Linked DNA regions of Mus musculus: all the other regions are linked to region 3. Evidence: chromatin loops called from intact Hi-C (ENCODE). Cell type or tissue: left cerebral cortex. All regions are shown on one strand.

Region 1 (8,000 bases), 73 kb before region 3:
AATCTGATTAGGTATTTTCTCTTGTAACACTAACAATATTCTAAGTGTTTGGAAGCACAACAGCTGAGAGAGTCACAGAACACTAACATATGCCACTACCAACACATATCCAAGTAAACCCCCCCCCCTCTCTCTCTCACACACACACACACATACACATACCCAAGATCTAGTTATAGAAAAATTAATCTTGAACAAAAGGGATTTGTATCAGAGACAAAATACAGTATCTTGTGTGTGTTTGTGTGTGTGTTTGTGTGTGTAATTAAGTTTAGACCAGGCCTCACCCTGTACCCTTAACTAGCTTGGAACTCACTATGTAGACCAGGCTAGCTTGGAACTTGTGATGAGTCTCCCATCTCTGCTTCCTGAATGCTAGGATTAGGGGCATGAGCCATTGCACCTCGTTGTATCTTAAGAGTTCATTGGGGTTTTTTTTTTGTTTTGTTTTGTTTTTTTGTTTTTAGTCTGCAGTAGAAAGCCTTCTGCACATACCTTCTAGAATTTTCTCTGAACCAGGTTTAGTCTATAAGTCCACATAACTTTTCACACAAGGTTATATGTGATATACTCACAAAAGGACAAAGAGGGAACTCCACTATTTAAGTTCTATCAGAAACTAAATCAGTTACTTCCCCAGCATTTTCTAACCCAAAGTAAAATGAACTACCATTTGATGCTGGCTAGAATTTACATTCTCAGACTTTCTTACATACTGTCACAGATCCCAGACGTGAAAGGGAAAAGACAGCTGGACCCTGGGACCAGTCACCCAAGCCACGCAGGAGGGTGAGGCAAAAGGATCAAGAGTTCAAGGTTTGCCTGGACAACTTGTTGAGACATTAACTCAAAATAAAAAACAAAAGAAGGCTGAGGCCGGGCATGGTGGTACACACCTTCCATCACAGCACTTAGGAGGCAGAGGCAGGCAGAACTCTGAGTTCAAGGCTAGCTTGACCTACAGATTGAGTTCCAGGACAGCAAGGACTACCCAGAGAAACCCCGTCTCAACACCTGCCCCCAAAGAAAACAAAACAACCAACCAAACAACAACAACAACAACCAACCGGTGAACCAAACAACCAACCAACCGAATAAAAGAAGGTTTCAGCTGTGGCTCAGTGGTGGAACACTCGCCTAGGTTGTGTGGGCCTCATCTTCAATCTCCAATCCTACATGGGTGGAGAGGAGGGAATTCTTTCAGGGTAGTTCTTAGCTAGGGCAAGAACTATTGAGGGTTGAGAATGAACTAACACAGAGGCTGCACTAATAACTGGGATTTCCACATCACTACTTTAACCAACTGCAGGTCAAATTATCTTAAAAAAAAAAAGTCTGAGGCTATAGTTCAGTGGTAGAGGGCTTTCCTAGCAAGACTCTGGGTTCATTCCTAGAACGCCTCTACTGTGCGTTCCTTTTTGTTGTCAATCCAAAAAAAGAGGCACACGAGGTTACAGAATGACAGTATATTAGGTATAAGTAGCTCAGGGAGGCTTTAAACATCCCAGGAGAATACCTCTGGTTACATGCAAATACTGTGATAGTTTCTAAAAAGAACTTGATGGGGGGTGGTTTTCTATGACAAGTTTCCCACAGACACCAAGTATATAATGACATTTTGAGTTAAAGCTAGAGGATTCGTCTCTTAAGCATAAATGATCTAGAAGAACCAAAGGAAGCAATGTTTTCCTGACTCCACTAACATCTCTGGGAAGATTTTATGTCTTGCTTGGGAACTTGGAGTTAAGAAATTCCTGTCAGACTCATCCAGCACTCTGTCCATATCCACAAAGTCTTCTACAGCCTTTTCTATTTGTTCGTTTTGTTTTTGTTTTCTTAAAATTCACCTCCAATTTCTTATTTAAAAAGTTCAAATCTAAGCCAGGTGGTGGTGGTGGTGCACACCTTTAGTCCTAGGACCTGGGAGGCAGAGGCAGGTGGATCTCTAAGTTCAAGGTCAGCCTGGTCTAACAGCTATTTCCAGGGCAGCCCGGTTTACACTCTTGCCTCCTAAAGGAAAAAAAGGAAGGAAGGAAGGAAGGAAGGAAGGAAGGAAGGAAGGAAGGAAGGAAAAAGAAACAAGGTTCAAATCTACAAAAGAGTGGAGCAAAGTCCAGCTGTACACCGCCATTCTTGGTTCACGACTCTCGTCACTGTCCTCAACTTGCTCTACGACCACAGACCGTTCTGTTGAGTGTTCTAGATGCTAATGTGCTTCATCTCTAAAATCCGAAGCTTTCATAGTCTCAGAAGGTGCTCTGTGTGCTCTCACCAATGGGTTACCCAAACAGTGGACCCTAATGCTTTCATACTGACCTACCAGCCAAGGTGTGCTGACTGGCACAATGGTGGCATGCAGTTAGTGCAGACTCATAATGACTGAAGTGCTGAGACTAAGTGACTTGTGGATGCGCACTCTTCAATGGACCATCTAAATCAACCACACGGAAGCTCAGGGAGCATCATGGAAGGAAGCGGAAAGAGCCGGAGGATGGGGAGGAGTGCAGTGAAACGTCTTCTAGACAGGACAACGGCTGCACTCATGAACCCACAGCCTCTGTGGTTACTAACGTACCATCTGCACATCAACCCAACAAGATCACTTGACTTTGGATTTAGTAGGCTACCAGCAGCAGCAGCAGCAAAGGCATGAAGATTGGAAGAGGACATACTGGGGGCTAAGGAGGAATGGATAGGATCAAGATACACTGTGTCAAATAATAAGTAAAGGTATTTAAAAATATTTAAAATTCAAAAAAATTAGAACAATCTCCTATATACTACAGTACCTTTACTGTATCTAAGAACAGTTTCCATATTGTCTAACACACAGTGCATATTCAGGTTATCTTGCACATCTCCAAATTATTTCTCTTTACTTCTTTATTTTGTATGCAAGGTTGAGACAGGGTCTCATTACATGTTGCTGGGCTGCCCTGGAACTCCCTATGCAGATCAGGCTGGCCTTAAACTCACAGAGTTCTATGTGCTCGGATTAAGTCAGACCCTATCACATCCTGTCCCCCCAAATGATCTTTTACAACTATTGTTTTCTCATGTAGCAGTCAAAGTCCACATACATCAATTCACAGTCACCTGCATTCTTCCCACCTATGATAGCTGTTCCCTACCCCTGCATTATATAGGCTGGAATACTATACGGGTGAAATATAGATGGTCTTCTTATAGCAGGAGACCCATAAGAGGTACCACCTTGACCTTGGGAGGATGGTGGGAAGTTCCTAATCTCTGCATTGTAAAGACACGTGCTCCCTCAGTATGATGCTCTGAAATAATATGAAATCCTGTTCACACTCATTGGTTTTGTACCAGCTGGGGAGTTAGGTCAGTGATGTACAGTGTGTCTCTCAGACCTTCTATTGTGAATTCACTTTTCCCACAATAACCCATCAGTACCACTCTCTCTCTCCTCACTGTATGTTCTCTCTGGCTATTGCTTGTTGGAGTCTCCTCCCCCACCTTTTTGCTGAGCACATTTGACAGCTCAGGCCCAGCCCTAGGGAGCCACTAACCTTTATCAGCTGATCGAAGTGCCTGCTGCAAACAAAACCACCACATTGTGGCCTGCCAATTTATATTAACATAAAAACCAAACCTTTGAGATATTTATTGAGCTATACTGAAGAAAACTGAGGGAACCAGGCATATTTAAAACAAACAAACAAACAAACAAATAAATAAACAAACAAAAAACCAAAACTGGATTGGCTAAGCCCTGAAAAATCCTCCTGTTTCTTTAAGGGAAAACTGTTCGCTCGGTTTCCATCAAGCATTTTGTAAAAGTGTTAAACACTCTGGCCATCTCAGTACCTTGATATAAGAATCTAGGACGAAAAGAGGTTCAGAATCCATCTCACCAAATATCTCATTTTACACGGCGATCGCAGCTTAGAGAGGAGAGGGGGTCTGGCCCAGCATCCATCAGCGCCTAGATGGTGGAGCTGCTATGGAAACCATGCTTTTGTAATACGTTCTCGTTCTCTGATGTTCTTTTTTCTCCCTTCCCAAGCGCATGGTGAATCAGATATTTAATAGGCGCCGGAGAAACGATGGCGTTCTCGGCCTCTTTCCTGTAATTTGCATTTTAGCCGCATTACCTTCCCATCTTCTAATATTTTAAAATAAAAATTCCCAGAGCCTTTTAAAAAATCACCCCCCCCCCCAAAAAAAAAAAAACCCGACCTTCATATTTTTTGCAGGTTAACAGGTTAAAGCAAAGAAGCCTCGGAAAGACACAGACCAGCATGATTTTAACCAGGAAGAATAAGAAAAGATTCTCTGGGACCTGCTCAGAGAGGCTTTCTGAAGGCAGATGCGTCCTTGTGACAGCTCCCAGGATCTCAGAAAAGATGCCGGCCCGACTCCTCCCTTCCCAGGCTCTTGCTCAAATGAGGCCGTGAGATGCCCAAGACTCAGAGAGCTTATCACACACCGGTCTACGGGAGAAGAGAAAATGGGAAACAAAGCCTAAGGTGGAAAACCCCAGTTCCGTAGCCCGGAGCGACTGGAGACCGCGCCCTCTCTGCATCTGCGCGTGGACTGCGGCGCCGAGGGTCTGCGGGACTGCAGGGCACAGTGCAACCGGTACCCACACTCATCCCCGGCTGCCCGGCTCGGTCCCCTGCCACCACGCGCACCAGCAGCTCGGGTGCAAGCCGCTGCGGGCTGCACTTGGCCGCGCGCCACGCTATGGAGCATCCTCCCGCGGACACGCTAAGCGGGGGACAGGGGTGCTTCAGATAGGATGTCCCGACAGTGCCCTCCTGTCCCAGGTTCTCACCTTTGCTTGTGCCCATCCCGAAGCGGAAGGTCCTGCCCAGCAGCCTTAGAGCCAGGAGTGAGCGGGTCCGACCAGCAGGGGCGGCGCCGTGGCCCCAGGCTGGAGCTGCGATCAACAGGCGGCTCCCGGCCGGGCGCGGCGCGGCACGGGGCGCGGGGCGCGCGGCTGCAGCGGGGCAGCCTGGGAAGCGTAGTTCTGGCGGCGCGCGGTGGCCACTCCGAGACAGGACCCTTTGCCCGGGCCGCAGCTGCGTCTCCCAATGACGCGATGGCCTCGCAGGGTCCTCCGGTAGAATCTAGAGCTACGTGCGCCAGCACGCTGCGAGGCAGGTGGAGCCTGGGTTTGGGGGATGCTGGGTAGGCTCTGTGGACTGGCTCAGGATCATTGACGCCATGGGTGGCAGAAGCTTGACAAGACTGTGGACAGCTGAGCATCTTTCTGGGCAGCCTCATGAAGGCCCACTTTGGGCCAAGTATAGGAATAGACCAGGCCTGCCCTAGGATTTACTGGCTAGGTGTAGGTGTGGGAAGAACTAGATGGGTTAATTGCTTAAGAGGGGTTGGAAAACTAACTGGGGTTTGGGGAGTGGGATAAAAGTTTTGGTTTGGGAGTGCTGGGGAACTGATACCTACACACTGGCTTCATACTGGACATTGGATTCGAGACTCATTCCCTGTAAAATGTTTACAGCTTAAAGATGCGGTGTGGGAGTCAACAACCGCAGGTCTATCTGTACTAAGAGCACACACAGTCCGGAGTCCTTCATTGTGGTTACAGAAGACATTCTTTGGATGCAGTCTCTGATGGGAAAGTCCTGCAAAAAGTGCTATGCAAAAGATAGCTGCGTCTCTGGCCTGGGTAGAAGTTAAAACTCCCTGAGTTTATTACTGTGGGTCTTTTAGCAGTCTAACCTCCATCCCCACCAACGAAGATGTACTGAAATGTCCTTTCTCTCTGACTGGTTCTTAGGAACTACAGAATATTATCTTGTTTCTGGGGCATGAAAGTTGAATGGGACGAATCCCTGATTGTGGAAGTGCATAGCAAAATGGGTTCCTTCCAGAAACTTTCTTTTGAGAACGAGTCCTATCATGTAGCCTAGGCTGATCTTTTAACTCCTAGTCTTCTTGATTTTGTTTCCTAAGGTCTGGGACTACAGGTATGTACCACCATACACACAATAGGGGCATTTTCTATTCCATAAGGTTGCTCTCCATTTGACTCCTTGTTGGGTACGCTGAGTATATAACCTTTGAAGGGTACTTGACAGTTATAGCTGTTCTGAGTTGTTGTTGTATTTTTTTCCAAGTTGCTCCATGCAGTATTTCACTATATGGTGGGATTGGTGTTATGTTGGGATTAGTGCAGGAACATGAACTAAAGAGATGGATGCTTCAGGGCTGACTGGATCTATAGTAGACCAAGGATGGGTGAGGGTGAACTTGAATGGCTGCTATCTGGGGTGAGGTATGCAATAGTCACATAGCTGAAATAAAAAACATGCTGTAGAAGAAATCCTAAAGTCGAAAATAATAGCAGCAACTTTGCATGCATGTGAAAAATATGCCTTCATATTCCTGTAATTTTTTAAAAAATTTTTGTAACAGTCCCATGGGATGAACAAAGGGAGTTTTTATGGGAGTTCAGAGTCATTCAAGAAAGAGAGGTGGTAGGATAGGTTTATCCAGCTTCTCTAGTCATTAAGGACATCATTCTCCAGGGAACACCAGTGTGGTTCCCAGCGCCTACACAAGACAGACCGCAACAGCTTGTGACTCTAAATTTGGGGTAGCCTATGCACTTTTCTGCCCTCCCAGGGCATCCCCACACAAGTAACATGAACATTAACATAAATAAACAAAAATTAGGCCAGTGGGTGGCTGAGTCAGAAAATAAAAGCTGGCCTTTTAAGGCTCTGGAAACTAGGGTGGTGAACACAGGTATACCATGGCTGCTGAGAGACAACAGAGTTTCCATGGTCAACTATAACCCTGCATCCCCTTGTCAGAATGAAAAGAACTGGAGGTGTGACCAAACCAGTTTAAATAATGTTCTCGAGTTTTCCTATGCTTTTATTATGCCAAATGGTCTGTATAACAGACAGGATATCTGACCTTTCTATGTTGTACATTCATCACAAAGCATAGTCTTTTACTAAATAAAAATGGGGCTGTTTACAGATCAGATCAACAGTTTTACTAGCGAAAGGCACAATCTAAAGATATTGAAGCACCTTTGTTCAGATTGGAGGAAAGAGAGACAAAGATACCTGGTAGCCGACTACCTTCTGTGGCTGTGTCCTGGTCCTTCATAAAGAAAGGCTGAATGTGATACAGTGAATGGATCATGACTTCAGGAGCAGTCTATGGAATGAAGAAGACTCAGAAGTGATTTCTTATACTGCTGTCATAGTTGGAAGCCCAAGCAGAGATCAACAGCCACATAGGGGCTCTAGAAAGATATTGAAATTGCACTAAAGACAGTTGAGAAAAAAAGGACATCTGGTCAACCTGTGTGTCTCACAAGGGCTAGAAGTGAGTAGATGCCAATGGATATACAAATGTGGGAAGTAGGATACTTACTTAACTTTCCTGCTTTTCTCCATTAATTTATTTATCTATTCATTTTACATCCTGATAGATGCCTCCTGTCTCCCCTAACTTTCCTATTTTTAATATTAGCAATCAATAAGCAGGCATGGTGGCACACACCTATAATTCCAATGTTAGGGAGATGGAAGTGGGAAGTTCAAAAGATCAAGTTTACCCTCAGCTACATAGTAAGTTTAAGGTCAACCTGGGCTGTAGAGACCCTGTCTCAGAACCACAAACAAGCAGATAGACAGACATTAATAAGAAGTTTGGCCTGGAAGTAGACTTCTGTAATTCCAGCACTTGGTAGCTGAAGCAGGGGCATTGCTGAGAAATTAAGGCTGACCTGGCTTACACATTAAATTATAGGATAGGCTGGGTGACAGTGTGAGATGCTATTTCAAAAATGAAAATACCAGCTCCGTATGGTGGCACATGCTTTTAATACCAGAAATCAAGAGGCAGAGGCAGGACAATATCAGTGAGCTCAAGTCTGGTCTATTCTACATAGTGAGCTCCCAGAAATTCAGGGCTACATAGTGAGACCCTGTCTCAAACAAAACAGAACAACCAAACAAACCACAAACCAAGCAACAACAATAAAGCAA
Region 2 (8,000 bases), 87 kb before region 3:
CCCTGAGAACTGACCTGCAAGGTCGTAGAGTTCAGTGTCTGAGGCACTGGCCAAGGCTTCCTCCAGTTCTGGGTCCAGGGTCACTTTCTCTTCTTTCCGAGTTTCTACAGGCTTTTCCTTGGGGATAAAGACTCTCCCTTGAAATCAGAAGAAAACGAAAGACGACTGAGCTACTGCCTTACGTGTAAGGCGGGCAGACTGAACAGAAGATGCAACGCTGGCATTAAGACACACGCCATTGAGCTGTTTCCTGTCATCTGATGGGGCTAATCTAGTACGAAAAGGAAGGAATCCTGCCTTTACCACACAGAACTCCCCTGAGCTCACTAGTAATTGAGCATCTTCCTAATGGTGATAGTTAATATCATCAACTTGACAGGAAAAGACAAATCTCCAGGCATGAGGGAGTTTCTAGACTGAGTTAATTGGAAAGACTCTAACATCTGTGGGCAGCTCCAATCTGTGGGCAGCTCCAATCTGTGGGCAGCTCCAATCTGTGGGCAGCTCCAAACTGTGGGCAGCTCCAATCTGTGGGCTGGGGTCTAGGACTGAATGAAAAGGAGAGTGTACCGAGAACCAGCGTCCATCTGATTTCTGTCTGCGGATGCAGAGTGAACCTCTGCTGTAGGCTTCTGCTGTCCTGAAGGCATGGCACATAGGACTGTTCTCTTGAACTGTCACTCCAGACAGACCCATCCCTCCTTGAGTTGCTTCAGTCAGGTACTTTGTCACGGCAGGGAGGGTAACTACCCACTGGCCATCTTCTAAGGTGATTGTGTGCACCTTTTACACTCAGCTAGTCCTGCTTTCACCACAAGCTTCATGTAGGTCAATCTGGGTTTAGTTTGCCTTAGACACTCCTCAACTCAGGAAAAAATGACAAAATCTCCTCCTTTAGTATTCTGTCATTATTGAATACACACCATTTTGGGAATTTTATTGAAGATTTTTTACATTATACCTCATGCTTGTCACAATTTGGTTAAGTCCTACAGCAACCGTGTTACCATAGAAACAGCTTGTGTTGCCATAGAAACAGCTTGTATTCCACAGTAACCTGAGGCTGTTAACCTGACACATCACTGATCAGCTCTGCTTTCTTAATTTCCTTCTCAGTGGCAAGTGACCCATCACGTCACGTGCACAGCACAGAAAGAGTGGCAAGGATGACACCTGCCTAGTGCCCCCTTTTCCTCACCACTGAGTAGAGGCCCAAAGACCACCTCACTGGAGCTCAGAGGAAGGAGCACCTCCTTCCTGTCATTCAGCTCCACCCAGTTTCTTAGGCTGATACAGATACCACACAACCACCAAAGTAAACCAGCGAAACGATGAACACAGTCACAGGGCTATGAAAGCAAGGCCCAGGGGTCATTCAGATAGGGCACTCTATGGTAGGAAAGGTGATGACAGAGAGGGGTCAGGGAAATCCAAGGCCCAGCATTTAGCTGAGAGTCTCTTGATTTAAAAAAAAAAGTGTGTGTGGGGGGGGAGTATAGGTCAGAGAGCAGAATTGGACAAGTCTGGGAGAATGAACAAAGACACAGGCTGGGGCTTAGCAAGGAAAGGAGCGATGCAGGCAGGAGGCCGTGCAAGCTACACCCATGCTGAGGCTGCAGCAGGGTTTAGGAAATTATGCAGGCAACACGTCTGAAGTGTCAGCATTGGGGTGGGGGGTAAAGTCTGGGATGATGTGAATTAGGAGCCTATTTAGGCGACACAGTGATGGGGGCAGGAGAGGGGTGGGGGAGGAAGGGATGAGGAGAAGGAGGAGAGGGAAAGAAAAGAGAGGAGGGGACAGCATAGGGTCCTGGCATGGACCTGCTCCTCACAGCCTTCCCAGTCACACCAGTGTGTTCCATTTACTGGATGACAAGCCATCCTCTTGAGATCCAGGGTCTGCCATAGAGTTCTGCAGGGGAGGTTCTCAGTGAACGTAAGATGAATGCATGGCACACTTTCCATCATAGCTCTAGAGCTGGGGGATGGGGCTCTAACCACTCAGGACAGAGTAGGAGGCCTTGCCTAGACTCTTCTAGTTGATGTACCAAAAGGTTTTTCTCTTTTAAACTAATGAACTTCAATTTTGAGAATAGCTTCAGGTTCATATCAAGTTGAGCAGAAAATTCTCATGTACCATGCCCTCCCCAACCCTCCCCACTAATATCCCATGAACCCATGAAGACCCATCGTTACCACCATGAGCTGTAATTTACCTTAGCGTTCACTCTGGGTGTTGGACACGACGGTGTTGTAAAGTATGGAGTGTAGTTTATAGGTTTACTTCCTGTTCCCAGATCAGCTCCTTTGACGGATGCTCCACAATGTGTGAAGGGCATTCTGTCCCAGGACATGGAGTCTGTGGGCCTTACCTTTCTTTTCTCCTGTGAAGGGTACAAAGTCCTCCCTGTCCTTCTGTTCCAAAGCCTCTTTCTCCAGGTACATGAGCAGGTGTTCTCGGTCAAATGGGCCAGTGGCTGCTTTCTGGGTCTGGTCTTTCTGTCGGAATCCAGCAGGTAGCGTTGCACTCTGACAAGACAGATGTGATGAAGGGAAGATGTTGAGTAGACCGAGTGTGTTGTTTCTTTATTTGATTGTACTGACTGAAAGTGGGAGAGCAGGGGGCACCTATACCAGCTGACAGCTCTGGGGACATGCATGTTCTAACCTCCTTTGCTAAGGAAGGGAACCCAACCAGCTCTAGGGGCAACAGCGACAGAAGTATCAGCTTTGGATTTTCTGCAGCTGCCTTCTCTCTCTCTTTCTGGATAAAGTTTCACCATGTAGCCCTGTCTGTATGTTCTGGAACTCACTATGTAGACCAGGCTTGCCTTGATCTTTCAGAAATCTGCCTTTCTCTACCTCCCAAGTATTGGGATTAAATGCAACACTATGCCTGGTTGTATTTTAGATTTTTAAGTCAAGGTCTCCCTTTGTAGCCCATGCTGCCTTAGAACTCCCTATTTTGCCCAGGTTCCACCCAAACTCATAATCTTCTTCCCCCACCCAAGTGATGGCATTATGCTCACCTGCTCTGATTAAGCCCCATTTTCCATCCATATATATATGGATGGAATATATATATACATATATAATTCGTACTTAAATTAAAAAATAAACTAAATATCCAAAGTATCTAGTACAGCAAAATGCCATATAAATAATTTTATTTGCTTACATCTCTAGAGTTAAATCACTATTTTGGATGCCTCCAACTTTAAGCTTAAAATAATGTTATTAGGGCTGAAGAAGATATTTGCAAATGAAATGCTATAAAGAGCTACTCAGCTTTTCAAGAACTGACAAAAATATTAGAAATTGATATTATGATGATAATCATCTATACATTGTCATAGAATTTCAAATTTTTTGTATATTTGAATAAAATTATACCAGTTGTGGTAGTACATACAATCTCTGTACTTTACAGGTAAAGGTAAAATGATTGAAATTTCAAGGTTCTCCTTGCATACATAATGTTCTTGAAGCCAGTCTCTCCTATGTGAGACCTTGTCTCAAAAAACAAAACAGAAAAACCCCAAACAACAACAAAACAAAACAAAAATAAACAAACCAAAAAGAGAAAAAAAAATGCTATAAAACCAGGCATGGTGTTGCATGCTTGTAGTCAACACCTAAGAGTCCAGCTTGGGCTACATAATAAGTTCCAGGCCAGCCTTAGCTACACAGTGTGACTCCATCTTAAAAAAAATTCTGGGCTGGTTATAGTGTTACATATATTTAGTCCCAGAAATTGGGAGGCAGAGGCAGGTGGATGTCTATGAGTTTGAGACTACCCTGGGGCTACATAGTGAGTTTCAGGCCAAACAAGACTATATAGTGAGATCTGCCTTAAAAAAAGAAATCTGACTAGTGTGGTGTCTCATGCCTGCTATTCCGACACTTGGGAGGTAAAAACCAGAGGGATTCAAGGTCATCCTCACCTATATAGTGAGCTTGCAGCCCATCAAGGCTATAAGACCCTGTGTCAATAAACCCAAAAAATGGTCTGAGGCTATGGCTTAGTTGGCAGAGTGCTTGCTTCACACACAGAAACCCCTGGGTTAAATCCCTAACATGCTGAAACGTCTGTAATCCCAGCACCTGGGAGGAGGAGGCCAGAAGATCAGAAGTGTAGGTCATCCTCAGCTACACGATGAGTTCCAGGCCAGCCTGGAGTACACGAGACCCTGTCTCAAAAAATAAAACCAAAAGAAACTCTACACTCCACAAGTGTTTGCAACAGCACCTCAGACATTTACCAGTGTGGGATCTTGTGTGGGTCACTCTGGCTAGTGTGCCTTCTATTTATAAAACCGAGTTAATGCCATTTCCCCAAGGACTCTCGGGCCCAGCAAGGGATCTGACACTTGGAAAATACTTAGTAAGATTTGTTCTCTTTGCTCCCCCAAGCCGCAGGCTAAATCAGACTGTTCCTTCCCAGCAGAAAGCACTTTTGCGCATCTACAGTGAACCAGTTTTTGAGAAACAAAACTTGGGCTCACTGTGAACTTGTCAAAATGGCTCAGCAGCAATGGGGAAGAACGCAGAACTGCACACTGGGGCTGTGGGGACTTCAGCAACCACCGAAGGAGAGAGCCGCCCGCCCCCTTTCTCCTGTGCGCTCATTAAGCACCCCACTCCAGTCCTACACCACAAACCTCGGGATCTAGGTCATCTAGAACATTTTCCAACTGTTTCAGTTCCTCTTCTGAGAGTTTGCCAAGAAGCTCGTCTTCGTCGATGTTCTTGTATTTCTCCAGCCCTTTTTGAAAGGGGAGCGCCATGGTTTCCAGGATACACCTTTCTCACACACCTTCGAGCGGGCCAGCTTCCTGAGGCTTCACACTACCACTGACAAAGAGAAACACCGTCATCTCCTTACTGTACACTGAAAAAATTAGTAATAGACTGTGCCAGGCTCGCAATGGAATCTACTGCACAGACAACTGACCCGAAAGGCAGCATTACCCTAATTTCCAGAGCTGACCACAGCTTGCAGGATTTTCACACAAAGCACATTATCCCAACCATTTCCCTGAGTAGAGCAGCCCTGTAAGGAAGACTGCAAGATACCATCACTGGATTTTACAGACCGCGACTGAGACGATGGTGACCAGAGACTTTGCTACTGGCTTCTGGTTCCCAGGGTAGTGAGTGCTTTTCCATTCTACTACAATGGAAGTAGCTTTCCACTCCTAGCTTTCCACTGAGAACAGTGAAGAACAATGAACAATTGTATGGCAGTTGTAAGCAGCATACTTGTGCCCTTTCAGGGTAGAGAGCGCTGTGGAGAACACAGAATGGGACTCATTCAGGAAAGAGTTTAGAGGCTCTGGGTGAGAACACATTGTCCCTTAAGTCCACACAATGAAACCAAGAGACATTTTAAAGCTCTGGTCACACAGTTATTCTCTCTTGTCTTCTTTTCTTATCTTTCATTTTTAATGATGTTGTTGAGAGTATTTTAATATTTTTTTTAATTCACTTGAAAGTTCCTACCTTTAAATAATGACCTTCATCACACCTATCCACGACCACCTCCCTCCAATGCCTTCTAGTGCTCCACCTTATCTCCCTCCCAGATTCACATCCTTTTTATTTTGGTTGCTATCATCTCTGCAATTACTCTTCCTAATTGCTCTTTCTTTATACTGCTAAGACATTCTCTTCCAGTCTTCCACTCCTCTGAAATGCCTCCTTCTTGAACTTTCATAGCCAATGCAAGTTTTTCTCAGCCCCTGGCGGAATATTCTACAGATCTTCCTTAGCAAGACAACTCAGCGTTCTGTGTTCAGTCAGCTCTTCCAGTGCAGTAAGGGTTTGCTGTATACCTGCTATTACCAGTACAATTCTAGCAAAGCTCCCCTAGGAAGGTCAGAGTGTAGTGAGACAGACACACAGACCGCAACAATGCCGTGCCGTAAGTGTTACAACAATGTCTGAAGTCGGCTGAAAACTGTTGGATAAGGAAAGGGGAAGGTTTGAGAGTCATCGGGAAAGAGACTGTCATTGAGCTTTGAAGGAAGAGGTCCTAAAGAGGACATACTTGTACAAGAGCCACCTAGATAGAGCAGGGCATACACAGAAACACAGGGTAGGAAAGTACACCATGAGTTGGTGGAATGGGCTGGGGTGGCTAGGGGGAGGATTGGTTGACTGGGAGAAATGGGATATTGGTGAAAGCTATGTACTATGCCTAGGGGACCTGGATCTTACCAACTGAGCTATCTCTTTAGCTCTAAATTAACGACCTCTCACAGGGAAAGTGTTCCGCGTATTGTCTGGGTGGTCCCAATTTACTCCAAAGTATTCAGGTGATAGAAGAGAAAGCCAAGTGGTCATGGCTGGAACAGAAGGTCAGAACATCATGATCTGGAGCTCCGAAGATGCAGGAAGGGCCAGGAGAAGAGGAACGTGAGGACTCTGGAAGTTGAAATAAGTTAGGACTGTCCCCCTCCAGCCTTTAGAGAGGCATAAGGTCTCTCGGACACCAGCAAACTCCTCTTTAACTTCTGAAGGGATGACACACTTATATTGTTTTAAGCAACTGAATTTGTTCTTTGTCATGACAGCAATACAAGAAACTAATATACTCCCTCCCAAATGTTCTCATCTCCAGGGTAACTGTTCTAGAATCCTTGGTTTGTCCTTCATTTCTGCTGGCCACTCGGCTCTGTGCCTCAGGAGTACTATGTGACTCAGACTGCCCTTTCTGCCTTCTGTTTGACCAACAGGAGGCACCAGCGGCAAAGAGGAGGACACAGTGGGGATAGGGGTGGGGGAGGGTGGGGAGAGGTTGTTTCAGAAGACCATGACTCCCCAAGGCCACCCTCTTGCTGGCTTCAGGCCTCAGGGTGGTAAAGGGTCTCTGTGAGGACTCTTGCCAGATTTCTGCCTTGTTGATTCTCTAAAGCTCCCTAAATCTTTGTAAATAGCCTCTTTATTGAAATCTCCTCAAGTTATTCGGTCTGAGCCCACCCTCTGTTTCTTGTCGGGAAGTTGGCAGATGTGGCACCATGGCTTGGAATGTCCCCTTCTCTTTGTTCACTGCCTCTGAGGCTTGGCTAAGATCCAGAGCTCTGCAGGACTACAGGATTGAGGGAGGGAGGCTGTGGGCCACTGAGCCCAACCACACAGGCTGCTCTGGGCTCTCTCTCATCACTCTTCTCTGTCTTTCTTCAAGTTTCTCTCCCTCTGCCTTAAATACTGGTATCCTTCAGGGTCTCACCGTAGGAGTTACATACTTTTGAGTGGCCTCTCACTGCCCCAAGGATGAAGTTCAAATTCACACTCTGGCTTCGGTAGCTTTGTCTTCAAGGTCACCCAGGGTGTTTACTTGCCTTGAAGTTTTAATTATTATCTACATTCTGCTAACTTTAAAATCTCTATCTGTAGTCTAGGTTTTGTCCCTAAGGACCAGATCTGAGTTATATGACCAAAATCTTCCCTTGGCTACCTCAGACCCTGAAAATACACCAGAAAAGCCTTCACGTGCCCTTTCCTCCTCTAGAATCTCAAGAAGTTGTTTCTGAAGCCAGGGTGTCATCCTGGCCATTTCCCCTTCCCTTCGCTTCCAGGCATCACTTGGAAATCCCGTCCTTACAGAATGATCGGGAGCTGCATCTCCATCTCCATCCATGCCCAGACCCAGCCCTTCACCTTCTGATCATTCTACACACAGTGCTCAAAGGGATCTTTTTTGAAATCTCCTAGTGGCTTCCTGTTGCCCTGAAGATGAAGTCACTCTGGCCTCTGCAGCTCTACCTCCTCCTGCACGGCTTCCCCAATGTCCTCCTGGATCCAGCCTCCTGGACCATTTCCAATCCCTGGAACAGAAATGCATGTTCCCTCTGCTCAGAGCACTAAGAACCCCTCCTCACATCCCACGCCTGGCTGACTCTGCCAGACTCATCTTCCAGTGTCAATGTGAGTTTTATTTCTTCCATCAGATCAGACCCTGAGTCAAAATCTGGGTTACTTCCTGGGCCCCCTTGACT
Region 3 (8,000 bases):
TTATGTTAGTGGTCAAGTCACAAACAATCCGTGTCTCTGCTGGCACCTACAGCCAGGGTGACTAATCGAGCCAAACACACACTGCATTCTTTTTATACTTTATTAAACTAAATGTTCTGTTCAACTAGAATGATTAAACTTGTTTTTAATGCAGTTATGCCTAATGTCTGTGGTTCTGGTCCACATACCTTAGGTTAAGAAGTAGAACTCAAGATTTAAATTCCCCAAGTAGAAAAACATAAATCATGGCCTCTATCCACCCAACACATATAATACACTTCTAAGCTCCCCTGAGACCATGATGTTCTGTGAAAGTCCCATTTAACTGGAATCCCCGCCCCAGAGATAATCAGCATAATTCTCTCGTTGCCATGAAACAAAATAATGACAGAGAAGAAAGCCTGGACTCACTTCTAAGCTGGACTGCAGAATGGAAATTCTCTCTTTTTTTTTCAAGGCCTACTTATGCCAACTCACTCATTACCTTACACACTCTCTCATTTCTTCATTTATTTATAGACTCATACAACAAATTAATGATTATTCAGGCACTGGCCCTAATATAGGTCTCTGTTCTTGTGAGGTTTTCAATGTAGTTTTGGATAAAGACAATCATAACTGGCTACAGCTACAAACATAACCGTTCAAACTACAAGAAGTGCAGTGAAGGCAAGGGGCAAGGTATCTATCAAGGCATGTGTGCTATACCAACCTAACTAGAAGTGTTTGACAGTCATTCTGAGGGCAGGGACTATAGGAAGGATTTTAGTTTCGGTCCCAAGAGAAATGAGAATCTACTAAAGAGATTTATGGGAAATAAAGAAGGCGTGTTCATTGAATGCTTGTAGTCCCAGCATCTGAATGTAGAGGCATGGGAACCTTAAGATCCAGGGTAGCTTGAGCTACATGAAAGACCTTGACTCAAAACAAATGAATCAAACTACCAGGGCATGCTGGCCATGGCGGCATATGTTTGCAGTCCTAGCAGTCAGAAAACAGAGGCAGGAGGATCTTGGGTTTAAAACTAGCTTAGACTATAGCTTAGACTATATCTCAAAGGCTCTGTGGTTGAGCTCAGTAGTGGAGTGATTTCCTAGCATGCGCGAGGCCCTGAGTTTGATATTGAGCACCCTCTACAAAGAACGGCATGCACATATTGCAGTAAGTCAGATTTGTAAACTAAAACACCCACTCCAGCTGTCACATCAGGAATAGGTTGAAAAAAGCTGGAGCGGTTGCTGGGAGATCTGTAAAAGATTTTGCTGTACTTCAAGTGAGACACGATTGAGTATTGGGTAAAGCTGGTGGTGATTGAGAACAGTAGGTTTTTTTTTTTTTGTTTGTTTGTAAAAAACCAAAGTTGGGAGATAACATGAGAAACAAAATGAGTAAGCTTTGAAAGATTAGAATTGAAGAGGTAAGAAAAAAGGAAATAGTTTAATCCTAGATTTCTGTCATGGAAAAAAAAGGATAAATATCAGCACAGTTCCTAAGGAAAGATCTCTTTTATTTCCCATTCATTCATTCATTCATTCATTCATTCATTCACTTTACATCCTGTTTGCTGACCTCCCCTTCCAGTCCCCACCTCTTAAAGGGGACTTGTGAGGAGGACAGAGCTCATGAGCTGACTCTGGGATATGCTCAGTTTTCAGTGCATCTGAAACTCCCAAAGCAAGATGTTAGGTAGGAAGAAAGTAGGTCTATAGCTCAAAGGAGTCCAGGTTAAAATGCAAGTGTGGACTGGCTAGATGACCAAAGGCAAGAGGAGGAAACTTTTAATAATTAAATAGTAGACACTTTACCATGGGGGTATTTTAATTGATCTAATTATTTGAGGAAATCATATTTTAATTTGTACTAGTTATTAAAATAAACAGAAATAGCAAAATGAGTTCAATAATGTAAAATGCAGATATCAGGTTTTAACTTTTTTTTTTTAAAGCATCAGTAAGGAAAACCAATTACCATCTCTGCCTTTCTCGCTTTTTCTGAGTCAGGGTCTGGATGGCCTGGTACCCTATGTAGCTCAGACTGAACCCAACCTTGTGACAACTCTCTTGCTTCAGCATCCTGAGTGTTGATCGGGATTCCAGGCCTGAGCCACCATACCTGTTTTGGTAAAGGGATCTTTAAAGGGGAAAATTGAGACTCTAGGTTTTTTGTATGTTATAGGTCAATTTTGGTTTGACCTCAACTTTGGACTTGATGAATAAAAGGTTATACGTGCATTCAATACATTTTGAAAGTGTGTGACCTTTTCTTAATATGTAAGGAGAAACTCAGAGTGAGAAGAGAAGGCGGCAAAGCACCTGGTTAATCATTTACCTTGAAACTTGTGGTCCAGTCCACTCTTGGTGGAATCGTACTCATCGATCAGTTTCCGATTTTTGGTTGAATCAGCGTCTTCCACGTTCAGTTGGTTATCAAACGGGGGGCTTCTTATGGATTGTCTCTCTTTCTCAACGGTTTCCTTTTCTGTTATTGCCCTCAGCAGATTCAAGTTATCGACAGAAGAATAATTGCTTTCACTCGGCTTGCTTTCTGGAAGGAAAGTTCCAAGCCCAACACATGCATTTTAGTTTAGAATTCTGTGACCCACATATTTAACTGAACAGCAGAGTGGTTTCTTTTTTACCTGAAGGGAATGCCTTTTTAATCTTGTCTGCCTCTGCCTCAGCGATCTGTGAGACAAACAGGAGACAGATCTGCTTTTAAATCCTTGCTTCACTACTTATCAATTCCACAAGATTTACTCTCTATGTGATTTAGTTCTGTTTGTAAAATGCAGGCAGAAAGCACCGTTGTCAGGATTAAATGAGACAAAACAAAGGGCTGATATGCTTTAATCAATTAATTCCTCTCTCCTGTGATACTGACAAAAGACAAATCTTCAACCAAGTGTGGTAGCATGTGCTGACAATCCCAGCACTCAAGAGGAAGGGGCAGAAAGATCAAGAGTTGTAGGGCAATCAAAGCTACCCAGCAAGGCTCTGTCTCAAAGAAAACAAAACAAGCCACGCACACACTTTGGTAAACTAGACAGTCTTATAAGAGTGGCTACAGTATTGATCTCACTGGGTTATCATCATGCCTCAGCCCATGTGCTATAAGAACTCAGTGCACTAATTGTGAGAACACAGAATTAGTGGAACCAGATTTATCATCTTAGTTTTTGTCAATTTATTATTAATGTCTTGGAGTTTATAAATGTAAAATGGCTAAAATATCACAAGGAAACTACAGTAAGTGACAACAGTGAATAAGATAACATAGGAGTTATAATTTTACATCTGACCTACCTGTTCATTCAAAGGTCTTTCTGCACTTAATTCTCTATTATGCAGGGATTTGTCTAGAATAAATACACATAAATATAAATTTAATTGTGCATTTGGGTGGTCAAATATGTTTCCTATTAAAATAAAAAACACAATGAAAAAAGATTTTTTGGAGAAATAATTCTGAATGTTATAAAATAAAATTTATAGTAGCAAAGATTATCAATTGTATACATGGTGAGTTCCAAAGTTGGTATGCTTATTATATTATTGCATATCCTGAATTAAATGCAATCACACTTTTATTTTCTGATCAGAAATTTAACATATAGTTCTAATTCTTAGCTTATTAGCTCTTTTCAATTGGAAACATACTATTTGGATTATCATTGCTGGTACATTAAAAGAGATCATCATATCCTGCATGTGTAATGAGCAAAAAAAAAAAAAAAAAATCCTAGCCACTTTAAGCACAGGTACTCGCTCCCCTTTTCAAAATAAGACCATGTTATCGCTCTATTATTTTAAAAGTAAAGGAGAAAGAAAAATCCATCTTCGTTCTCTGAAGTCAAAACCGTGTATATTCTGTCAATATGCACGATACGAGATCTGCTGAGAAAAACTAGGCAGGGCGATTTAGAGCTCACGGGTCACATCAAGCTTTATCTTGGCTGGGCCAAATGAAAGAGAACTCTAAAGCAGAGCAATGTCCACATACCTTGGCTGCCTTCGGGTTTGGGGAAAGCTTGAATTGGGCCGCTGTTGAGCACCAACACCAGTATCCAAGAGCCGGTCCAAAGGAACCCCATTCTTTCTTGCTCTTCTGTGCTTTGCTGGAAAGAGCTTGGCGCTGGGCCCCTGAGCTGTAGCTTTTGTTATGAATGAGAAGGGGAGTTAAGAAGCTGGAAGGGACAGGAGCCTGGGTGCGGGAAGGGAGAGGGTCTGGGCGCCTCCGGCGCAGTTGCTCCGGGCTGGAAGGAGGATGCAGGCTCTTCTGGCGCCCAGAGCAGGTGAGCAGGTGCGGTAGGCGCTGTCCGCCCCGCGGGTGCTGAAGTTCCTGCGCCGCCAGCGGACGCGGGCCTGGGCGTAGCTTTACTCCACTAGCTCCAGGAGAGGAAATGAGGAGGAGGCGCATGCTCCATGCAAACCAGAGGCGTGAGGATGGCGTCAGCGACCCAGCGCTACTCCAATCCCGCGGGAACGGAGCGGGGGAGGGGAGACAGGCTTGCTCGCGTATTTTCCTTGCCGCAGTCTTGGGTATGTTTCTACGTCGGAGTCGGGCCGGATTGCAGGATTGCTGGACGATAGGCATGGTTGCTGTACCTCAAGGGTTAAATGCCCTCTCTACCCGTGAACTTGTCAAGGAGACATGGGTAATCTTTGTCTAATTTTGATTGTTATTCTTCTGCAGTCTCTACTCCAAAATCCCTTCCTGCTATACTCAAAATTCTGTTATACCTTTATATTCTACTATAATCAAAATTCTGTTATAAACAAAAGATATAATTCTATCAAACCTTATAAAGACCTGCCTTTATTGATCTGTGTTGACAGTCTTTTGATGCTCTTGCATCTCAGCTCCACAGGAGCCTTTTGATTAGGAAAGCGCACGAATATTATTTCAAATACATTGTGCATAAAACTTCACTCTCACATAGTTAGAGAAGGAAACAAAACAAAACAAAACAAAACAACCCGTTTGTCCCTCTTGGAGCGAGAGTCCTCACCAGAAATATTCAGTTTTGTTCTCTTTCTTCTAACCAAGTAGGAAAAATAGTGTGCTTTTGTGACATTCTTCCCCGGGTCTAATTTATACCTGAGGATCTTGATGTTCTGAGAGTCTTTCAAGAAAAGGGAAAGCCATGAAAAATACTCCTCTCCTCATAAGCAAGTCAGAGGGGTGCTTCCTATAATCCGAGAATATCCTGGAAGACTGAGGTCATTGCATACAATTTACTATCCAAAGACTTTTAAGTGGTGAATGCGAGTAGCATAATGTGAGCGGGGTGCTGAGCAAGCTCTTTAGTCTGATTTTTAAGCAGAACTTGGATCTTTCCCTTTCAACTGCAGCCTGCTGAGAACCCAGCTGAAGAATGGCCACAAAGAAGGATCCAGCACAATCAGGCCTTTGATTTCTGGCTCCTCCCTCTCATGGACCAAGTTACTTATTTAAATACATGAAAACAAACAAACAAACAAACCCACTGACAAACAGATTTCCCTTTCTGGAGGTTTTGAGTTTAATAGTCATGCAAGTATTTCAGTTAAGAATCTAAAAGTCCTTTTGTTTCCATGTGAATCTTTTTTAAAAATTGATACATTAAAATCTGTTACAGAGTACTTCAAATCTAGCAGTTACTTCAAAACGAATAGATCTTTCTCAATGGTGGGTAGCACAGTATCATTATCCTGGTATGCTGCAGTCTTAAAAATTAACTCATGGGCTAGAGCAATGGTTCATTGGGTTTGCAGAGGACCCAGAACCTACATAAATGTAGCTCACAACTGTTTGTAATTGCAGCTCCAATCCTCTTCTGGCCTCTGTGAGCAACACATGTGCACATACCCCAACACAGACACACATCCATATAATTATTAAGATTGTGTTTAAAAATTTAAAAAAATTGGGTCATATTTTAAAATCACATCTGTGCTAAGGGAAATTTCTTTAGATCTCTGTTCCTTAAAACATAAATGACAGCTCTATCAGCTGACATATAGATGCCACTTGTTATCACATTAGATAGAAACTGAACTATGGAATGAGTAATGTTTCAGATCAGCTGACTTATGGAACAGGAAGGAATATGAATAGAATAGAATGTGGCATAAAAATAGAATATGAATAAGTTCATGTTTTTTTAGTCTTATTATACGTGATCATACTGGACAAAAGCATAGATTTGTAAATGGAATAATCTTAATTTAATTGAACAGATATATACTGAACATTTGAAATGTACCAGGTCCTAACATAATTGCTCATATAAAAAGACAAGATGACATTGGTCACTGCTGGTCTTGTGCCTAGTAAAGAGAAAAAAAAAACTGTATGAAACCAACATCAAAGCAACTCTATAGTATATAAGGTTCACATGCAACATGATGTTCTTAGTTAAGTATAGGAGAGTAAATAATCACCGAGGTTTGTTATGTCTCCTTTGTATGTGCAGAGTTCAAATGGAGTCCAAATAATGGAATTAATGACCAGGCAAGATATGGTAGTTGAATAAAAATGGCCGCCATAGACCTATAGGGAGTGTCACTATAAAGAGGTGAGGCCTTATTGGAGTAGGTGTATTATTAGGGCATGGGCATTGAGGTTCAAAAACAAAAGCCAGACTTAGTGGCTCATGCTTTTTCTGCTGCCTGCTGATCCAGATGTAGAACTCTCAGCTACCTCTCCATGTCTGCCTGCATGGTACATGATGCCATGTTTTCCCTGCCATGACTATAATGGACTGAACCTCTGAAACTGTAAGCCAGCTCCAATGAGATGTTTTCCTTTATAAGAGTTTCTGTGGTCATGGTGTCTCTTCACAGCAGTAGAAACTCTAACTAAGACACAAGGTTTAGAAAAATCGTTAATATTAAAAAGAGTTAAAATATTTTATTCTTATATGCAAAGACATGTAAATAGTAAATATTTTTAAAGCATGTTGACTTTACAAGAGAGTAGTAGCAGTGACACAGATGAACACAAAAGACATGGTGAGAACAGTGGGACACATAGCCTGTCACTGTGGCCCACGTGGCTTTCAGCACACAAGTACATCAGCTGGTACCTACCTAAAAAAGGACCTTTTGAGCTGAGAGTCTTGAAGGTGGAGATATCTACCCAGTCTGGTGGCTCACACCTCTGATTCCAGCACTCAGGAGGTGGAGCTAGTAGATCAGGAGTTCAAGGCTAGTTTTATTACACTGTGAATTCAAGGCTAGCCTGGATTACACGAGACCTTGTCTCAAAAGAGTAAACAAACAGCATAAACATAGGTAGAGATAATTAGAAGATATTCCTGCCTACTTACTATAAAAAAGCATGGTATTAATTATTATTAATAAGTGATTGTTATATTTACCATTATTACATATTTTATTACAGGAGATTTCAAATATAAAAGTAAAGAGTACATGGAAATGAGCACCATGAACCTGTTGTCCAACTTCAACAATTATAAACCAGCAGCTTCCTGGTATTTAAATTTCCAGCCAGTTATTACCCCATAATGAACTAATTACCCATAAATCCATAGACTTAATTCCATCCCTAAATATGTCAGTGCATCTATCTAAAAGATGAGAATTATTTTTTAATGATACTGTAGCATTTTAAACAAACCTAATAAGAATAATACTGTTTTAGTATCACCAAATCTCCAGAGTTTAAATTTCCTGACTTTTCTTATAAGTATTTTCACAGTTGGTGTCTTAGTCAGGGTTTCTATTCCTGCACAAAACATCATGACCAAGAAGCAAGTTGGGGAGGAAAGGGTTTATTCAGCTTATACTTCCATATTGCTGTTCATCACTAAAGGAAGTCAGGACTGGAACTCAAGCAGATCAGGAAGCAGGAGCTGATGCAGAGGCCGTGGAGGAATGTTACTTATAGGCTTGCTTCCCTTAGCTTGCTCAGCTTGCTTTCTTATAGAACCCAAGACTACCAGCCCAGGGATGGCACCACCCACAATGGGCCCTTTCCCCTTGATCACCAACTGAGAA
Region 4 (8,000 bases), 56 kb before region 3:
GATGCCTCCGGGAGTATGTATCTGGTGGAGATAAGGTAAATGCACAAATGTTTCAAAGAAAACACAGTTCAAAACTGAACAAGATGCACAAACCACCCTGGAGGGTCTATGGGGAAATAATAACTGGGCAGGCTGGGCTAGGGACAATTTGGGGAGAATCAGAAAAAGAATCCCATGGAGAATATAGCCTTTGATTCTAGCCTATGCACTGCCCAAGAGCACTATTTGAAAAAGGGACCTTAAAGATGGAAGAAATCTGGGAACAATGGATTGGGAATCTACTTCTAGCATTTACTGTGCTTATGGGATCAGCCGAGCTCAGGAGCTCTAGACCAGCTTTGGCAGCATGAGTCCCAGGCAACAAACACAAAACAAATTGGATGTAGTGAAACGCAGGCAATCCCAGCACTCTGGAGGCTCAGGCAGGAGGATTTTGAGTTTAAGGCCATCCTGGCCTATACAGGTCAGACCGTGTTTCAGAAAAAGAACACTAAAATGCAGGGGCCAGAGGTGTAGCTCATCTGGTAGAGAGCTTGCTGAGGTTCAGCCCACAGCACAGCACCAACCACTTGTGATGGTACAGTCTGTAATCCTAGTAACAGTAGCGGCGGCAGGAACCAAGAGATCCAGGCTACAGGGAACCTTTTCTTCAAAATAGAGCTGGAGAGATAGCTCAGCACTTAAGAGAGTGTCTTGTTCATTTAGAAGACATGGATTTGGTTTTTTAGCGATTACATCGGGCAGCTCACAACCACCTGCAATCCCAGCTCCAGCGGATCTGTCAGCCTTTTCTGGCCTCCGCGATCACCCAAAACGCATACAGAACACACACACATAGATAAAAAAAAAAAAAAAACCTAAAAGTGGACAAATGAGCAGTAGACAGGGTTTTGGGAGAATACTGTTGCTGATGGAGGGAACAACACAGGCGAAACATGAAGATGGGAGTAAGGAAGGAGGTTAAGTTTTCTGGTCAGGATGCGGTATATATGTGAAAAGTAAAAACAACTGACTTGGGTGCCAATGTGGGTTTATATTCAGGGAAAAACTGAAGAATCTTTAAGGGGTGGGTGATACTGGGGACTACTGCTGCCGCTCTTCTTCCTCCAGTGTGTCCTAAACGGTTTCTTTTGTCTTTGTGGGCACAGCAACATACCAAACTTCAGAAAACCAATGAAACAAGAGAACTCTTCTCTTCTACCTAGAGTCGGGTGTGTGTGTGTGTGTGTGTGTGTGTGTGTGTGTGTGTGTGTGTGTAAGGGGATTGGGGTGGGGATGAGGGAAGGATGGATGAACGGGTGGGGGTGGCATCTCTCAAGAGTTAGGGCAGAAGACTCCAGTTAACTCTGCACAAGCCTAGGCCTGAAACTGGCACTGGTCTTCAAAGAGGAATGGACTACCAACAATTGGAGGGTAGTCAGCTCCCAGCAGACTACCCAGCAGGCCTGAGTACCAAACAGAAAGACTTAGTATACATAGGTCGGTGATAAGAGCACTGGCTTAGTGTGTGACTGAGGTCAGTACCTTGTCAAGGGTGTGCGCGTGAGTTGTGCGTGTGTGTTGGGAGGATGTCAGAAGACCTGTACCACCCAGGTGGACAGGGACCTGTATCTATGTTCAGTGATCTTAAGGTTTCCTGCCACCGAGATTTTGATGTCATTAAGGGGGTACCACTGAGCAAGCAGGCTGCCCAATGAGGAATCCGGAAAGGCAAGCAAAGCTTGGTGGGGGTGTACTGTGGCCAGGGCAGGCTTTGGGCGGACTCTTTCTTGTCTGCACGGTTTTGGGGTCCACATGGGTCCCAGGACTCCTCCGTGGGCCTCTGTCGGCTCACGGGCCTCGGCGAGCTCCCGCTTCCGCAGGGCCTTCTCCGACAGGACCCGCACACTGCAGTCCGGGCTCAGCTCCCTTAACCCCACCAGCACACGGACCTCTGGGGCCGTGGAGAAGCCGGCCGCGGAGGGCGGCGCGCGCCATGCAGGTCCCGCAGCTCCCCGCCTCGGCCTCGCGCCTGCCGCCCCCGCGGCACGGCCAGCCGCAGCCCCAGTGAGGAGGAAGAGGCGGAGGAGGAGGCGCCGCCCCCTTGGCGAGCTCGGCGCCCGGGCGGCCTTGGCAGGACCCATGGCGGATCTCTCGCCTGCGCCGGCCCTGCGGGAAGGCGGCCCCCGTGCGCACCGGCCCTCGGCGCCCTCCCCTCCGCCGCGCTCTCGCTCCACCTCGGAGCCCGAGGAGGCCGAGCTGTCGCTGAGCCTGGCCCGCACCAAGACCCGCTCGTACGGCAGCACGGCCAGCGTGCGGGCGCCTCTGGGCGCCGGCGTCATCGAGCGCCATGTGGAGCACCGGGTCCGCGCCGGGGACACGCTTCAGGGCATCGCGCTCAAGTACGGAGTCACGGTGAGCAGGGCGCGCCGCCGCGGCCCCGGACCTGCGGCCCTCGGGCGGGGTCGGGGGTGGGAGCGGAGGGTGGGGAACAGGCCGTGCGTCCCCGCGTCCCCGCGCCGCATCCCAGCGCGCACTGCTGCAACTGCAGTGGGCGCCTAAGCTGCTGCTGCTGCTGCTGCTGCTGCTGCTGCTGCTGCTGCTGCGGAGAGGGGCGGCCGCCAGAGCTCCCCCGACCAGCTAGTGCATGGCCTTCCCAGTGCCCTGCCAGTCTCAGCTCGTATCTGTCGCGCGAGAAACAAGGAGGCCCGCGTTTTGGGCACTACCCACAGCCACCTTTCCCCGTTTTCCTCCCCGGAGCTCACTACCTATTTACTCAAAGCCACACCGATACGAATTCTGCGCTGTGTAAACAAGCTGTGATGAGTCAGGATGTACAGTTCTTCCCGTGGATGGTTCTGGTTCTATCGATTCTGCTTCTTTATTTAGAAGTGAAATTACACCCCTGTGCTCACTGGCGACCCTGAACGTGACACCTGTCTAAACAGCAGCCTGGAACTGTGGTCTAGGTGAGCTGGAGGGCCGTGTTTTACGAATTTATAAGGGTGTGCGTCTTGGGTATATTTCATTACACCTTGGGGAAGATCACGGAAACCCGAGGGAACAAATTGTTTCATTAAAATTACTTATAATTAACTGTGAGCTGTGTGATGGCCTTTTTACATTGGAACTCAGTATCCGTTTTCAATGATCTTTCCTGAAAGCGTCGGGGCAGCAGTCAGAATTAAAATGATCTCGCCTGTATCTTCAGAGTAACCTATTTTGCATATTTAACCAGGTGTTTGTTTACCAGCAAGTCTTTCTATCTATCATTTAAGCGTTTTGAGAGCTTGATCAAACCATTTTGAGACCCTTCTCCACAGTTCTAAATGTTCTTACAGCCTGCCTTCAAGCATTCACTGAGGGCTGGTTTGGGTCAGAGCCTAGGAAAAACAGAACTGAAAAAAAAAATCTAAGTGTATGAGTGTTTTGCCTGAATTAATGTATGTGCACCTTCTGTGTGCCTGGTGCCCAGAAAGACCAGAAGAGGGTGTCAGTTACCCTGGTAATGAAGTTACAGAGGTTTTGTAACTCATCATGCATGTGCTGGGAATTGAACCCTGGTTCTCTGAAAGAGCATCCTGTGCTTTTAACTACGGAGCCACCTCTCCTGCTTCTGTTTGTTTCCGCGTTTTTCTTACTTAATTTGGCTTTCATAAGAAGCCTAAGGGGAGACAGGTGTGGCTCATCTTTCTGCAGATGAGAAGGTAGATAAGTGGTCAGGGTATTTCCAAATATGGTTATTACCAAGACCGGCTTGAGTTGACACAGGGATAAAGGGTCTTCTTTGCTCTAAATATTACTTCCGGTTTGCATTCTTAGCCAGAGCTTTCGGCATCCTGCTCACTGAAGGAGGAGGGTCACTTTTGTCTGGTTTCTGTGCATCTTAGCTACTAGGCTAGTATGTGTATACTTATGAATCTGTGATATCCAAAAGAGGCCATTATTTTTTCTGTTCTCTCCCATGTGACACACGTTCTTCTGGAATTGCTTGCTTCTGCTAAACACATACTTAGTGTGATGTAGACTTCTGTTCAAATGCTTTCGAACCTGTGATTTGTCTAAAGCGGATTGTGCTACTTTTAACTTTATTATCCTTTCCTATTAAAGTATAAATCAGATTGTCCTTACTTTTATAAAGGCTTCTGATCTTTTTATTTTATTTTTTAAAATGTTATTCATTTTATGTGCAGGGGTGTTTTGCCTGCATGTATGTCTGTGTACCACATGTGTGCCTGGTGCCTGTGGAGGTCAGAAGAGGGCAAATCCCTGGGACTGGAGTCAAAGTCTGTTGTGAGCCATCACCACATGGGTGCTGAGAATAAAAACCTGGTCCAGGGTAGAGCAACCAGTGCTCTTAACTGCTAAAGTGTCTTGCCAGCCCCAACTTCTGATTCTAATGTAAATTCAGATGTAAAGAATTAGGTACTTAATCTCTGGTCATAATTAGTCTATAATGTGATTTCTCAACTTCAACACTATTTTTAATACATTTTAAAAATTTTTTAGTGTTTTGAAGCCAGGGTCTCATGTAGTCTAGGTTGGCCTTGAACTCCCCATGTAGGTAAGGATGACCTTGAAGTGCAGATCTTTCTGCTTTCACCTGCTGGAGTAAGGTGTGCATTCCGTGTGACATTCTGTTCATACAGATGGAAAGATTCCGTGTTTCAGGAGGCTGTCCTGAGCATTGTAGGGTATTTCACAGTACCCAGCTCTTCCCACCAGACACGAACCCTTCTATTCTTGTCTGCACATGGCTGGATGTTCTTCTAAAGGCAACATCACGCCTGTTTTTTGTTTCTTCCTTATTTGTTTTTGGCCTTTCAAGACAGGATTTCTCTTAGCCTTGACTGTCCTGGAACTCACTTTGAAGACCAGGCTAGCCTCCAACTCACAGAGGTTCACCTGCCTCTGTCTCCAGAGTGCTGGGACTAAAGGTGTGCGTGTGTCACCACTGCCTGGCTCCTTTATTCTTAGCTCATTGCTTTGATGAAATTGTTTTGGAGGTGCTCCCATTGGCTATACAGAACCAGGGAATGTGATAATGCTTATCTTAAGCTAGATGTGGTGGCGTACACCCATAACACCAGTACCCATTGAGGAGGCTGAGGCTGGACGGTTACTGGGAATTCCATGTCAGCCTGGGCTACATATAGAGTATTGGAGTCAGGGCTGCATAATAAGATGATGATATGAACAACCGAAACCATCAACCAACCAACCAAACCAAACCCCTTCCCATAATGACCAAGCGGTATTCTTGCTTTATTATTTTTGGTTTTCTGAGACAAGGTTTCTCTCTGTAGCCCTGACTGTCCTGGAACTCGCTCTGTAGACCAGGCTGGTCTTGAACTCAAAAGATCTGCCTGCCTCTGCCTCACAAGTGCTGGGATTCAAGGCACATGCTCTCACCACCTGGCTCCTAAGGTCTCTCTTCCCAATGACTCTAGCTTGTGTCAAGTTGGCATAAAATCCACCCAACAGAGTAGGTTTTGTTTTGTTTTGTTTTGTCTTGAGATAAGGTTTCTCTGTATAATCCCAGTCTGACTTTGAATTTGTAACCCTGCCTCAGCCTCTGGAGTGCTGGTATGCATCGCCATGCCTGACCGTAAAGGATTATTCTGGCTGCTGCTATGATGATAGACTGTATGGACCAGGACCAAAGGGAACAAGCTAGGATGAAGGCTTTGTAGTGATGCAGTGAACTAGAAGAATAACTAGGATAACAGCAGTGAAGAAGGGAAGATGTAGTGAGAAGTGGCCGGGGCTGGGTCCTCTGCTGATCCTGTCAGTTGTGTCTCATCTGTAACCCAGGGGCCACACAGGAACCAGCTGGGAATGTGATGTAGGATACAGTTATACACTCACTTGACACATTGTGAATCTGTATTTTGGCAGCTTGATTGCAGGGTTCTCACCTAGGAGCTTTCTTTTCTTGTGTCAGTCACAATGTAAAAAAGACTGTGTCTGCCTGCTCTGCTTCCTTGTTTACTGTTTCCATTGAGTATATCTGACTCAGACATCTGCCGGGAGACCCAGGGGGCCTCTCTGTAGGAAGAAGAATTCTGTTCAATTGAGCCAGATCGCCAGGCAGTGGTGGCTAGCACATGCCTTTAATCCCAGCACTTGGGAGGTAGAGGCAGGCGGATCTCTGAGTTCGAAGCCAGCCTGATCTACAGGACATCCATGGCTACACAGAGAAACCCTGTCTCGAAAAAACAAACAAACAAACAAACAAACAAACAAACGGAATTGAGCCAGGTCAATTAGCCCCAGTTCTTTTTCCAGTGAGTTGGAAAATATGGTATTTCTACAGTGTCCTTTCTTCAGTAACTCACCAATAACCCATACTCATCATTTCTTCCTCTACTTGTATGGGACCTGGGTTACTTAAGGCCTATGTTAGACACCAAGGTTACATGATACAATGTCCTCTCTTTCTAGCAGGTCCTTCATGTGTGTATGAACTCAGTCCATAAAAATTCTGGGTGGTAAGGGTTTGTAGCCTGTGAAGTGGAGCAGGCTCTAGAAGGGAGGATCCTAGACTGGGACTGAGTGAGGATGCACAACCTGCTGAAGATATGAAATGCAAGAATTGATTGGAAGCCTATTTCCTTTCTTTAAAAAAAAAAAAACAAATTAAAGTGGGGTTGGAGAGATGGCCCAGTGGTTAAGAGCACTTGCTGCTCTTTCAGAGGACCTGGGTTTGGTTCTCAGCACCCACATGACTTACAACCATCTATATCTAAATCCAGGGGATCCAATTCCTTCTTCTGACCTCCTTGGGTACCAGGCATTTACATGTAGGCCATACACATGAAATAAATATAAGAACATTTTAAAAATGACCCCTTTCCTCAGGTTGGGGATAGCTGTGACATGCACCTCAGGATGTGAGTAGAAGTTAGAGGTCACCTTACAGGAGTCAATTCTTTCTCTCCACCCTGTGGGGCCCAGAGACCCATTTCAGGTCATCTGACGTGGTGGTGAGCGCTTTTGCTGAGCCATTTTCTAGGCCCTTTTTTCTTATTTCTTTTGAGACAAGGTTTCATGTAGCCTTGAAGTCACTGTCTAGCCCACACTAGTCTAGGGCTCCTGGTTCTCCAGCCTCCATTTCAGAACTTGGGATTATAGGCTCTGCTATTCCCCAGGTAAGGCCAGTTCTGTGTGCCAGCCACAGTTGCTGGTGGGTGCTGTCGGTGCCCTCGCCTCCTCCAGGTGTGAGTCTAACACTCAGTTACACACAGGGTTAGGTTGGGGCATCTCTGCTAGAATTTGAGGAAGTGGTTCTGGGAAACCGAAACCATTTGGGTCGGGTTGAGAAAACCATTGACTGAAGTTCAAACCTCAGACGTAAACTTGCTGGAATGTCCCTGCAATGTTTATCTCTACTGAGACATTAAGGCCCCTTTAGCTCTGGCTCTAGATTTAGCTATTGTTTGATTCCAGCATCCTGGCTTCTCCCTGTTGTATCCAAGCCACTGGGGGAAATTGGTCATAGCTCAAAATTGCCACTTAAGAATAGTTTATTTAGAAACCTTGGAAAAACTAGAGAACTGCACAAAAGCTGCAAATAGGAAGGAGAGAGCAAAGGAGACAGATTTGCATAAACTCTGCTTCCTCCTCCCTCTTTCTTTGACACAGTCTAGACTCACTGTGTATCACTGTGCTTATACCGGCTGAGTGCTGGGACAGAGTTCAGGTCTTAGGTCCGCTCTTCCTCTTCCATTTAGCTACTAAGCCGAGTTGCTGCACGCTTCCCCCACATTAAAGACACCTTGCTGGGAAAAAGTGGTCTTCCTGTTGAGGGAGGAAGGGTCTTGGGAGTTAGAGTTAATTGTGTGACTTCTGGGCTGTTCTTAATGGTAACCACTGAGGCTGCTGGGGGTTGTTGGCTGTCACAGTGTCACCCAGAGTGAAAGGGATGGCAAGGTCACTTGTGATTTCGGGTTTTAGTAGTTTTTATGTGTTCCCACCCCCTTGTCCCCCAACACTATCACTGAGGAATAAGTATGGAGCAT

The links. Hi-C counts contacts between places; a loop is a spot of excess contacts. Peaks named below come from ENCODE experiments on the same cell type or tissue, not always from the same donor. Only the 100,000 strongest peaks of a DNase experiment are listed, where the experiment ranks them.
Region 1: a loop joins it to region 3, with 6 times the contacts of the local background. A loop is called at or near these places in 2 of 42 quality-filtered maps.
Region 2: a loop joins it to region 3, with 5 times the contacts of the local background. A loop is called at or near these places in 2 of 42 quality-filtered maps.
Region 4: a loop joins it to region 3, with 2.4 times the contacts of the local background. A loop is called at or near these places in 2 of 42 quality-filtered maps.

What each region holds. Positions count from the first base shown.
Region 1 is chr9:75,606,223-75,614,222 of GRCm38, forward strand. It overlaps Tmod2 (tropomodulin 2), which reads right to left and starts at 5,103. Exons shown (of 10, transcript NM_016711.3): 1 at 4,802-5,103. In left cerebral cortex, a CTCF peak has its summit at 4,885; DNase peaks (open chromatin) are centred at 1,614, 3,528, 3,980, 4,436 and 1 more place; H3K4me3 peaks cover 2,350 bases; H3K27ac peaks cover 2,460 bases.
Region 2 is chr9:75,592,549-75,600,548 of GRCm38, forward strand. Tmod2 (tropomodulin 2) reads right to left here. Exons shown (of 10, transcript NM_016711.3): 2 at 4,662-4,854; 3 at 2,373-2,529; 4 at 15-137. The coding sequence starts at 4,787. Among named protein-coding and RNA genes, the nearest start is that of Tmod2, 15 kb to the right of the region's middle. In left cerebral cortex, a CTCF peak has its summit at 6,737 (motif pointing right); DNase peaks (open chromatin) are centred at 1,046, 4,615, 5,222, 6,970 and 1 more place; H3K4me3 peaks cover 484 bases; H3K27ac peaks cover 3,851 bases.
Region 3 is chr9:75,679,636-75,687,635 of GRCm38, forward strand. It overlaps Scg3 (secretogranin III), which reads right to left and starts at 4,421. Exons shown (of 12, transcript NM_009130.3): 1 at 4,000-4,421; 2 at 3,303-3,355; 3 at 2,639-2,684; 4 at 2,329-2,544. The coding sequence starts at 4,090. In left cerebral cortex, a CTCF peak has its summit at 4,362; DNase peaks (open chromatin) are centred at 365, 1,175, 4,438 and 5,286; H3K4me3 peaks cover 3,572 bases; H3K27ac peaks cover 4,478 bases.
Region 4 is chr9:75,623,644-75,631,643 of GRCm38, forward strand. Lysmd2 (LysM, putative peptidoglycan-binding, domain containing 2) reads left to right here and starts at 2,089. Exons shown (of 3, transcript NM_027309.2): 1 at 2,089-2,394. The coding sequence starts at 2,122. In left cerebral cortex, a CTCF peak has its summit at 3,458 (motif pointing right); DNase peaks (open chromatin) are centred at 1,714, 2,215 and 2,521; H3K4me3 peaks cover 2,395 bases; H3K27ac peaks cover 1,909 bases.